Linked DNA regions of Homo sapiens: region 2 is linked to region 1. Evidence: chromatin loops called from intact Hi-C (ENCODE). Cell type or tissue: ascending aorta. All regions are shown on one strand. Links, peaks and the distances in the headings refer to the core of each region. The heading gives the core; the rest is flanking DNA.

Region 1 (5,373 bases), core at 200-5,199:
TTTATTAGAGACAGGGTTTCGCCATGTTGGCCAGGCTGGTCTCGAACTCCTGACTTCAGGCGTTCTGCCCGCCTTGGCCTCCCAAAGTGCTGGGATTACAGGTGTGGGCCACTGTGCCCGGGCCTGCCTTACCATGCTTTAACAAGTACCATTGAATCATTTTTCTTTAACAGTAGTAAGAGAGATTACCACAGAAGAGAGAAGGAGCATAGGAAGTGGGGAAGGTTCCTGAAGTAAGTTTCTGTGTTATAGCTTCCCTGAGCCCTGCTGCTGGTGTTACAGTCCACACTGAAATATGTTAATCAAACCCCAATTGTTTGCTCATCTTTGTACACCTGTATACTGTCTGGGTCCTCTCTCGAAGGTTCTGTACCTGTACTAGATTTGACAGAGCCTTTTAGGTGTCCTGGGCTCGCACAGTAAGCCAGCACATCTGACTGCCCTGTGTCCTGATTGAGCTTCAGTGTGATCACAAACATTGACCTTAAGGACATTCTTCTGGATGGATCAAGACATTCTTTTCTGAGCTGGGATACAGCTCAAAACAGGTCTTGAGGAAGGCCCTGACTGCTGATCACAGGAGTAAGCAAGATGCAGGCAGGCAGGCACAGCGGTGATGAGCATGGTCAGATTGCCTGGGCTCAGATTCGGGTTCTGCCATTTGCTACCCAGGTGGCCTTGGGTGAGTTACTTACCCTTTCTGTGTCTCAGTTTCCTCATTTGAAAAGCAGGGATGATGATAGAATTTAGCTCACAGGGTTGCTGTCCTAATATATGGAAATCACTTAGGATAGTCTCTATGTACAGTAAGTGCTCCACACATAGTAGCTGCAATTTTAATCCGGCATGAGGTTTCTTATCAGGTAGTATAGCCTCCCAGGTACTGTGATTGGGAAATTTTGAAGGCACAGTCCTCACATTGATTGTTTAAATCATCACTGAAGTTAATCTTTAATGAGAGGAGGTAGCGGGGAAGGTGACCCTCTGGTGGGGGATTCAGGCATCTAGGTACTTTTCAAATTAATCTAGATGGCTACGATTCTCTCTCTCTGCCTCTTCAGGCTCATCATTGGTCAAGCTCTTCTGCTTTTGCAGAGCAGTACCAGTTGTTAAACCTGGAGCTTCAGGCTAGGAAAAGCTGTGGCAATCTTTGGGCTCAGCCATTTCACCCACAGGTGTCCTGGAAGCGTGGGGGCCACTCAGCCCGTGTGTCTCCAGGATGATGGTGGTGGAGCCACTGCTTTGGTGGAGTCACTGCTTCTCTCCCTCCCCCTGGGACTGTGGTCAACCACTGGGCCCCACCACCTCCCGCCTGGTGATTCAGAAGCACCAACCAACTGTACCCCAAGTGAGAGTGCAGCTCAGCTAAGTCCATCCTGGCTGTCAGTGGGCACGTGATGCTCACGTGCTCCCCCAACACTGCAACTTAAAGAGGCTGATGTTGCAGATTTTGGGGAAATAAAAGGTGTCATTGGGTTGGCAGCATGGAGTGTTGGTTAAGCACTCTGGAGCCAAAGGCCCTGGGTTGAAATGCTGCCTGTCACTTTCTAGCTAGATCACATTGGATATATTACATTACTTCAGCGGTCCCCAGTCTTTCTGGCACCAGGGACTGGTTTTATAGAAGACAATTTTTCCATAGACTGGGGTTGGGGTGGCAGTGGGGGGATGGTTTTGGGATGAAACTGTTTTACCTCAGATCGTCAGGCATTAGATTCTCATAAGGAGCGTGAAACCTAGATCCCTCCCACGCACAGTTCACAATAGGATTTTGCGCGCCTATGAGAATCAAATGCCGCTGCTGATCTGACAGAAGGCGGAGCTCAGGTGGTCACGCTCTCACACTTCCTGCTGTGCGGCCCATTCCTAACAGGCCACATACTGGTACCTGGCCACAGCCTGGGGGGTTGGGGACCCTGTATTACTTAATTCCTTTGAGTCTCTGATATTTAAAAGGTGTAATGGAACCAGTCACTGTGTTAACCTTCCTGAGCAATTCAGGGATAGAAGGCATACGTGCTTGTGTGGTGTGCAGCAAAGTGCTGGCACTCAGCAGATGCTCAATGAATGTTCATTCGCTGGTGGCAAAATAGTGGGGTGGGTGCTGTGTGTCCCTTGCCACCTGGATGGATAACACGCATCTCAACCTCCACGAGTGCAAAATACCTTTTGTATGGATCTTGACCCTGGCAGGGTCCTCTGTCTCCCTGTTTTTGGTCAATGGCATCCCCTCTGCCCAGGCCCCAGTCCCACATGGCTTCTTTGTTCCTCTTCCTCTCTCCCCCATATCCATTTGTTTAGCAGGTCGCACTGGTTCTACCCTGGTGGTCTTGCTCAAGTAGAGCCCCAGGTGGGACTCCCACCGTTGCCACCCTAATCCACAGCTTCTTCACCTCCCACCTCGTTTCACCTAAAACACAGACAGACACAGACACATCCACCCAAACCCCTCACCTGGAGTGTCAAGCCCCCAGCCCTCATCTCATGCCCTCTGGCTTCATTCCCTCCCTCTGCTTGAGCTCCTCTGGCCTTGCTGTTCTAGAGTGTCATGCTTTCCTGGCTCAGGGTGTTCACTCTTTTGGTTTCCTCCATTTGGAATATCTTGTCTCCACATCCTGTCGTGACCAGCTCCATCTGGTTTTGCAGCAGAGAGATGGAGTAATGGAGTAAGATCACACTGACCCCCCTGAGCCGTTTGGAATGGCTTCAGGCCACCTGGCCCTCCCTCTCTTCTCCCACCACTTTAGGGCCTGTGAGAGAAATTGGAGGGAATGCTTAGGCACGTGTGGCTTGGTCCTAATCCTCACGTTTCATTTGCCCCCCAATTCTAAGACCAAGAATTTTGACTTGATCGGAATTGAGTTGGGAGAGTTGGTGTATCACACAGACTTCCAAGTATGATTTTAGTAAAGGGGAAGTTTTCTCTTCGGGGCAGCTACATCTTGGCTTTGGGTTGTTGGTGCTGCTGAGTTCTGAGTTGGAGTGAATTTTTTGTGAGCTAAATATGGTCTTGTGACCAACTCTCCTTTCATCCAAGGCGAGGAGGGTTTATGCCAGTGAGCAGGCCACGGATTCAGTTCTATTTGGAAAGCTAGTTCACGATCCTCACATATGAAGTCACAGTTGGCCTCTGGTTCAGAATAGCTCCTCTGACAACAACCTTCCTTCCTGGATTTCAGAAAGATGTGGAATAGTTCCTGAAGGCTGGATGGCTCCCTTGACACATCTAGCCTCATGCTCAAAATTTCTTTCTTCAGTAGAGCTAAAAATGGAGCTTTTTGCTTGACAGATGTGAGGCCCAGTGAAGTGGATTGACCTGGCCAAGGTCATGTGGTTGATCAGCACTGATGCTGGGTTCTCCATCTCCATTCTTTCAGCTGGGCTCGGCTTCACAGTCACCTGCCTTCCTTGGGCTTTGGTCTATAGCATGTCCATCTACTGTGAGAGCTCAGCTGTCTGAAGGAACAGGGCCCAGCCCATCTGGGACCCCCACGGGCCTCCGTTAGGGCATGGGGAGCTGGAAGCACAACATGGGGTGAGGAAGAAAAGGGAGAGAGAAAGAGGAAGGAAGGAGAGCACCAGAAGGGGAGAGATGGGAGAAAGATGCTAGAAGAGAAGGGCTGTGGGGGTAGAGGCAGGAGTGGGGACACAGACGGAGGTCTGGGGAGATCGGGGCTCGAATGTGCCCTTGAATGGCAAACACTTTGGCAGGAGTCTAGCTGGTGAAGATGGAAGATAGTAACTGCCTGCTCTCTTAGCATTTTGGACTAAGTTCTTCTACTCTCTTATCTTCTTAATTTCACAGCAAACAATGGACTATTGACTAAGCTTTCAGAGCTGTGGGTGTTCTCAGAGGGAGGCCAGCCAGAACACCAGCATCTCCGGCTTTTCTTCCAACTCCCAAGTTGGAGCTCCATCTATCAGAAATATGAAACCCTGGAATCTTCCTCCTCCTCACTTCTCTGCCTTAAGGTGCGGGCAGCTGGGGAAGAGAACATTGTGCCCAGGGAGAGTATATTGTGTGAGTGTGTGCACTTATTCATGAGTGTGTGCATGTGTATGAGTGTGCACAAATGAGCGTATACATGCGTGTATGAGTACATGTGTGCATGCCTGGGAGTGTGTGTGCTGGCAGTGGTGGTGTGGTAGAGGGTGACAAGGTGCATCTATACCTGGCCAGTGATGTCAGCACTTCCCTTGTGCCCACCTTTCCTAGGGAGGGGCTGCACTGAATTGAAACAGTGCCAGCTGGGAAATGAGAAGGCTTATCAACAAGTCTTTCCTTGGAGGGGCAAGAAAGAGCTCGAGGGCCGGGCGTGGTGGCCACGCCTGTCATCCTAGCACTTTGGGAGGCCGAAGCTGGCCAATCGTTTGAGCTCAGGAGTTCGAGACCAGCCTGGGAAACATAGTGAGACCTCGTCTCTAAATAAAAAAAGAAAAAAGAAAAAGCTCCAGGGTCCTTTTCTTCCCTTGATGTTGGTTAGCTAAGAAACTACCCCCCAAAGTTCTCATGCCCCTGTGTCTACTTAGCAAAGACACGGACCTCGCCATTCTGGGGGACTCACCTCAAAGTCTGTATAGGTGTTACATCATGCTAATAGCAGCTGGCATCTTGCTAGGAACCTGCTGAGGAGTGGTGTCCTGAAGCACTTCAGAGAGGGACCTTGAGCCTTGGCTGGACAGCTCAGCTTTTTGCTAAAAATGGAGAAAACCTCAACTTGTTTTGAAATGTTTTGGGACTCATTTATAGAGTGGGCAAATAAGATGGGGAACTCCTGTCAAGTTCTCCTGAGTCAAGCACAGTGCCTGCCACATATAGGTGTTGTACATGTTGATGTCCTCCCTTCCCTTTCCACGGTAATCCTCTGCCTCCTCTAAGACGGTATACAGCAGAAGTCACTCGTGTGATGTGCAGATGATCTGGTGGAGTGTGGGGAGAAAGAAAATATTTCAACTTCTATTTGAACTTATTTTTTTATCTCATTATTTTCCAACTTGTACTGCATATTTTATGGTGTTCATAATATATAAGCACATGCATATACAATCTATAAATAATTATAAATAATATATGTGTATCTGTATATATTTTACACAAAACATTGAGGTTGAGCATGCACACATTTTTTTAATTGCTATAGAATGAAGAGCTGGAGAACTGTGTTCTCTTGTCCAGTTAGGGCAGCTACCTGGAAATCTTGGAGAAAGACATGAGACAGGTAAAGAGCTATGTTAGTCAGGATTCCCCAGAGAAACAGAACAAATAGGATGGATGGATAGATAGATAGATAGATAGATAGATAGATAGATAGATAGACAGACAGATAGATACAAATAGGATGGATGGATGATAGATGGATGGATGGATGGACA
Region 2 (5,373 bases), core at 147-5,146, 200 kb after region 1:
AACGTGGCAACAGGGAAACTAAGTGCAGACAACAGGAGGAAACAGACAGGTAGTCTGCTGGCTGTGGCAGGAGGGCTGGCCATTGGGACCATGGTACAGTGGGTCCTTCTTACTGGATCTGGGATCATAGGAATGAGAATCTCATAGAGGGAAAAGGGACACCAGCGAGTGTGACCTGAGGCTGAGTCATTTGAACTTGGGAACCCAGGGTGCTCCAAGCTTCTGGTTAAGGACAACCAGAGATTCTAACCCGGCCAAGCCTGGCAGTGGAGGTCAGGGGCCTCGCTCTGAAGAGAGAAGGAATCTAGGCCAGGGAGCCATGGAGGGCATTCATTTTTCTGCTTCCAACTCTCACCTCTTTATTGGATGCTGTCAGCCTTGACCTCTCCCCTGTTAGGCTTCTCTGCCTAGTGAACTCTCTCTCTTCCTTCTGCTCTCAGCCTGAATGTCTCCTCATTGAAGCCATTCCCAGTCCCCTAGCGAGGCCAGGGACCCCTTGCTGTGGGTTCCCATGCCTCTGGGGTTTCCCTCAGCACTGTCTGTAGAGTTATCAGAGCAGTTACTTCAGTCTGTCCTCACTAGGCAGGGAGCCCAATGAGGGGAGGGTCTGTCTATTCTGCTAATCATTATATTTCCACTGTCAGCACCCAACAGGAGCATGACAATATCTGCTGAAAGAATGAATAAATGAATATTTCCAAATGCCTGCAGGACTTCCGTGAGATGACTCTTACTGCCATTTCCACAGGCTCAAAAACAACTGTCCTTCTTTTTCATTCTGTGTGTGCATTTTATATCTAGGCTGTTGATTGGAATAGAAATAAAAAGGGCTGCGGATATGAAGACTGTATGTGAATACTTCAAAAACAGACCCGCGTTCCCCATGGCCCTCGGGTCGGGCTATGCTGCAAACATTAAATGTGCTTTGAAAACGGTCAGCTGCGCGAGTGAGGCAGAAAGGGGGCCTCGGCGCAGCTTTGTGGAAAGCTGCCTTTTGGTGCACACACACTGCCTACTGCCTGGGATTCTGACAGTCACGTAGTGCTCAGGTGGAGGTGACGCTAATGATCCAGGTGCCCTGTGCCATCACATTTGAGAAAAGTGATCTCCTTAATAAGGCAGTAAAGCGCCTCAGGATGAATGCCGCATTCAGGCCAGGGTGGGGAGCAGTTGACGGTGCTGGGAGAGCTCTTTGTTTCTCCCTGGCATGTGGCTGCACAGCCTTTGATGTTAGAATTTTGGCTCATTAATAACTAATTTACATTTCTCAGACAGCAAATTGTGATCTGACACAAATTTATAAAAGAACTCCAAATGGTGAAACTCTCTTATACAATGAGTCCTTTGTGGGCTTTTTAATTTTTTTCCCCCTAACTTAAGGAGTTTGTGATTAAAATTTTAATGCCATCATTGAAATCTCTTGGGCTACTTAAAAATAAAACACCATCTTATTTCCTTCCTCTCAGAGATCATGACAACTGGCTGTTCCTATGTGGATGCTGTAAGTGCTACAATTGCGTTTTCATCTGCTCTGAGCCTCAGATAAAATAGGATGTCCTTAGAGGGCCAGAGGAAAGCCCTGGCAAAGGAACTGGCAGTGATGGCAGGAAGGCGGAGGTGCTGGGCTCCTCAGCTTCTGCTTCTTCTTCTTCTTTTAAAAGAAACAGGTTCTCATTCTGTTGCCTAGGCTGGAGTGCAGAGGTGTGATTGTAGCTCACTGCAGCCTCAAACTCTTGGGCTCAAGCGGTCCTCCCGCTTCAACCTCCCAAGGAGCTGAGATTATAGGCACACACCACCATACCTAGATAATTTTTAAATTTTTTGTAGACAGAGGGTCTCACTACGTTGCCCAGGCTGGTCTCGAGCTCCTGGCCTCAAGAGATCCTTCTGCGTTGGCCACTGAAAGTGTTGGGATTACAGGTGTGAGCCACCAAGCCCCGCCTGTTCAGCTTCTTCATGCTTCTTTGCAGGTTACTGAGGTGGCAGATTTTGCATGAGCTCATCTCTTTGGTCTTTAGGAGTTCCAGGGGTGACTCTCACTTCTCCAGATGCCTAAAAGCCTGAATAGGTTATTTTGGCAACACAAGTGGGTGAATCAGAGCTACCAAGATAAGGGTTTTATAGATTTATATACATATATAATCTTTCTTCTTAGCTACATCTTGGAAGGCTGAATGCCTCAGGAAAAACATGATGCTTTTTCTGTGTTTTACCTCATGTTTCTTTGGGAGAATATAGAGGTCAAAGGAAGTTGCAAACTAGCTCTTAGAAGGCAAATCTAGGTACATCTTGATCTTCCACCTCCATCATTTATCTTTGCAAAAGACTCTGTCATCTTGTGTGTTGATGACTCACAGCTCGGTGGGGGAGGCAGGGCAGAGCTTCTCTCCCTGTGTGAGAAGGAGAAAATGCCATGTCTACCCAGCCACCTGAAAACACCTTCCCTGACAATAAAGGGAGGACTGTGCTCTAGGGAAAGACAGGACAGACCAGAAAAGTGGACCTGTTGGAAGCAGACAGCTGGCCGTGGGGAGAAAAGTGGGGTGGAGCCAGGGACACAAGACATTGGGTGGCTTGGCTGATTGCATCACGTCTGGCAAGAAGCTTGGTTCTACTGAGTTACTCTTTGCTTGGAGAAAATAGTTTAGGGAATAGCCATGGGCTTGTTGTGTGGAATGGAAACATACCCAGAATGAAAAGATTTTTAAATTGGCACCACTTGAGGTCAGATTTTAAATGGTCACACAGCATGAGCCAAATTGACTACATGCAGAGAAGCAACAAGCCACCCCGGTTGCTTATATTATTTTAATAACAGAAAGAATGCATTAGGAATTCCAGGCAAGACTTCCACCTGGACACAGTCCCAGATTCTAACTCATCTGTGCATGCCTTTTCAAATCAGCCTTTCACAAAGAGGCTGTTTTTCTCTGCAATCTCTTTCCTACCCATAAAGGAATCTGAGGTTCCTCCTTCCAGCTTCGGTTGTAGGAAGCAAGAACCCTGAGAGTGCTGCCTTGAGACAGGTGGCTCTGTGGAAGGCCACTAAGAAAACTGCCATGCAGTTCGGGGTGGCCTTAAATTCAAATAACAAAGCCTATCTCGGGAGGTGGCGTGAGGCATGCCTGGCCCCTTTCTCTGGCTTGGACTGGCTTGGACATGGTGGCTCCTGGAACCGAGAGAGGACTGAGTGTGGTAGTTGCTCCTGTCAGTCTCTGGGGTGGGGCCTGGGTGTCTCTGAGTGACGTTTGGCCTCCGCTAGCTCCACTCATGTGGCAGGAAGATGCCTGTAGCTCTTGCCGACCACTCTGAGCCACAAGGCAGGAAGGAAAACCGTGTGTGTGGCCTGATAATAATTAGGGTCCTTCCTTACACCTGGAACATTGCTGACACTGAAAAATGAATGCTGCTGTCATGCTTGTTAATTTTACCCTCTTGGGTCCTGAATGGCTCACTTAGCACTTGACTATTTTTCCAAGTCACAGAGACCAGACTAGATTTTTCTGGAAGGGAGTCAATTCTGTTCTCAGCCACAGATGGATCAAAAAGGAAAAATCTCATTGCTGTAAACATGTTGGAGCCTCCTGGCTGTGTTGTATTCACCTTCTTCAATCTGGGGGGAGTCTCTGGAGTCAGGTTAGGTTAGAGTCTTGACTCTACTAGCACTTGCCTCTAGTGAGCTTGGATTTGTTACTTAATATTCCTGAGCCATTTTTCCCTCATTTGTTGAAAAAAAATATAACAGTTGTTAAGAGGATTAATTGCAAAGTTCTTAGCACATGGCCTGGCACATAGGAGGTGCTCAAAGGGAGTATTGATGTAATTAAGAGACTTACCATGGAGTCAGGTTTAAGAAATCTCTGGAAGTGGAATCCTGGGAAGTGATGAAATGGGAATACCCTAAGTTGCTCCCCTGTGCCCACTTCTGGGGAGATGTCACCATTGTTATGGCACCCAAATTTCTGGGCAATTAGGGATCTGTGTTAGACCCAGATACCAACAGGAAGTGGCTCTTTCTGCTGATGGTGTTTATAACAAACCCCATGGACCAGCTCTCAAAAAGAGAACCCAGCCTCCTTAGCAAACTCAGCTGTGGAGTATAAGCTCCTCTAAGGGAAAAACCTCATTTGCTTTTGTGCACTACTTTGTCCTATGCAGAGTATGGCATATCATGGGGACTCATTTTGAGGTGAAGAAAGTGATGATGGAGGAGCACAGAGCTGAGGGCCCCATGTCGATTCCTGCGTCAAGCTGCAACTCATGTTGTGCCGAGCACAGTCAAGGGAAATGGAGCTTGCTATCACAGGATATTAATTTGGTTCTTGGGGACTTGCTTTGGGCAATTGCAGAGACACAAACTAAGATGGCTTTATTAATAGAAGAAAATGTCCTGGCACATAGACTGCTCAGGATGTAAAGAAATAAGAAACTGATCCAAGAAACAGCTGTATCTTAGCTACACTGGTTGAAGGTTATCACTAGTTTCTTAGGGGGAGAAAATTTAGGACCAGGTTCAATTGTCTAGAATATCTAGTGAAATAATAGACAATTCTCATTACAGAATACCAGTCCAGTCTTCTCAAAAAGTCTTATTGTCAATTTCATATGGGGTTCAGTTAAAGACTTCCTCCAGATACTACTGACTGTTAGAATCAAGGTTCTAGCCTGGTGTGGTGCCTCGTGCCTGTAGTTCCAGCTACTCTAGAGGCTAAGGTAGGAGGGTCACTTGAGCCCAGGAAGTTGAGACTGCAGTGAGCTATGAGTGAGTTACTGCACTCCAGCCTGGGTGACAGAGAAAGACCCCATCTCTAAAAAAAATAAATAAATAAGAACCAAGGATCTGATATTTGAGTGGGAAAAACTGAGTGTTAAAAACATTAATCCTGCTTAGGTGGGATACATGGTGCAGAGGACGTGATCTGCTCTTGGTAATAATACTGTATATTATATTTTTGGCTTTGTTAAACCATAGTCGCTTTGTTAAACCATAGTCACATCTCTACTTTCATTTTATCCTCACATTATGCATGAGAGGTTAGCAGGACAGAGAGAGTGACTAGTATTGTCCTAATTTTGTAGTTGAGAAATTCAGGTTACAGTTTACTTTACTAGGAAAGGGCAGATTCTGGGTTTAGTTGGAGCAAGAAACTTGAGTCCCCAGCTGCAGGGTTCTTTGTCTACATCCTGTTAAATCATGGTTTAAACTGCCCAGACTGAAGACCCTGCACCTTCAGTCATGTCATGGGTCATGCTTCTATCTTCCAGCCCAGGAGGGTGGCCTGGTGGGATAGATAATGACTGCTATAAGGAAGGGTCTGGGAGGGGCAATGACGTGGCAATGATGGGTGTACATGAAGATGAGGGGAGGGAAGA

The links. Hi-C counts contacts between places; a loop is a spot of excess contacts. Peaks named below come from ENCODE experiments on the same cell type or tissue, not always from the same donor. Only the 100,000 strongest peaks of a DNase experiment are listed, where the experiment ranks them.
Region 2: it touches region 1 in a loop (2.6-fold over the local background); 3 of 110 quality-filtered maps call a loop at or near these places.

What each region holds. Positions count from the first base shown.
Region 1 is chr13:40,468,595-40,473,967 of GRCh38, reverse strand. LINC00598 (long intergenic non-protein coding RNA 598) reads left to right here. Exons shown (of 7, transcript NR_024507.3): 3 at 3,806-3,972. Among named protein-coding and RNA genes, the nearest start is that of LINC00598, 9.7 kb to the left of the region's middle. In ascending aorta, for the core only: no CTCF peak of the experiment used is centred there; DNase peaks (open chromatin) are centred at 2,687 and 3,057; H3K27ac peaks cover 3,195 bases.
Region 2 is chr13:40,269,592-40,274,964 of GRCh38, reverse strand. No RefSeq gene overlaps it. Among named protein-coding and RNA genes, the nearest start is that of LINC00548, 52 kb to the right of the region's middle. In ascending aorta, for the core only: no CTCF peak of the experiment used is centred there; DNase peaks (open chromatin) are centred at 2,574 and 3,204; H3K4me3 peaks cover 765 bases; H3K27ac peaks cover 3,022 bases.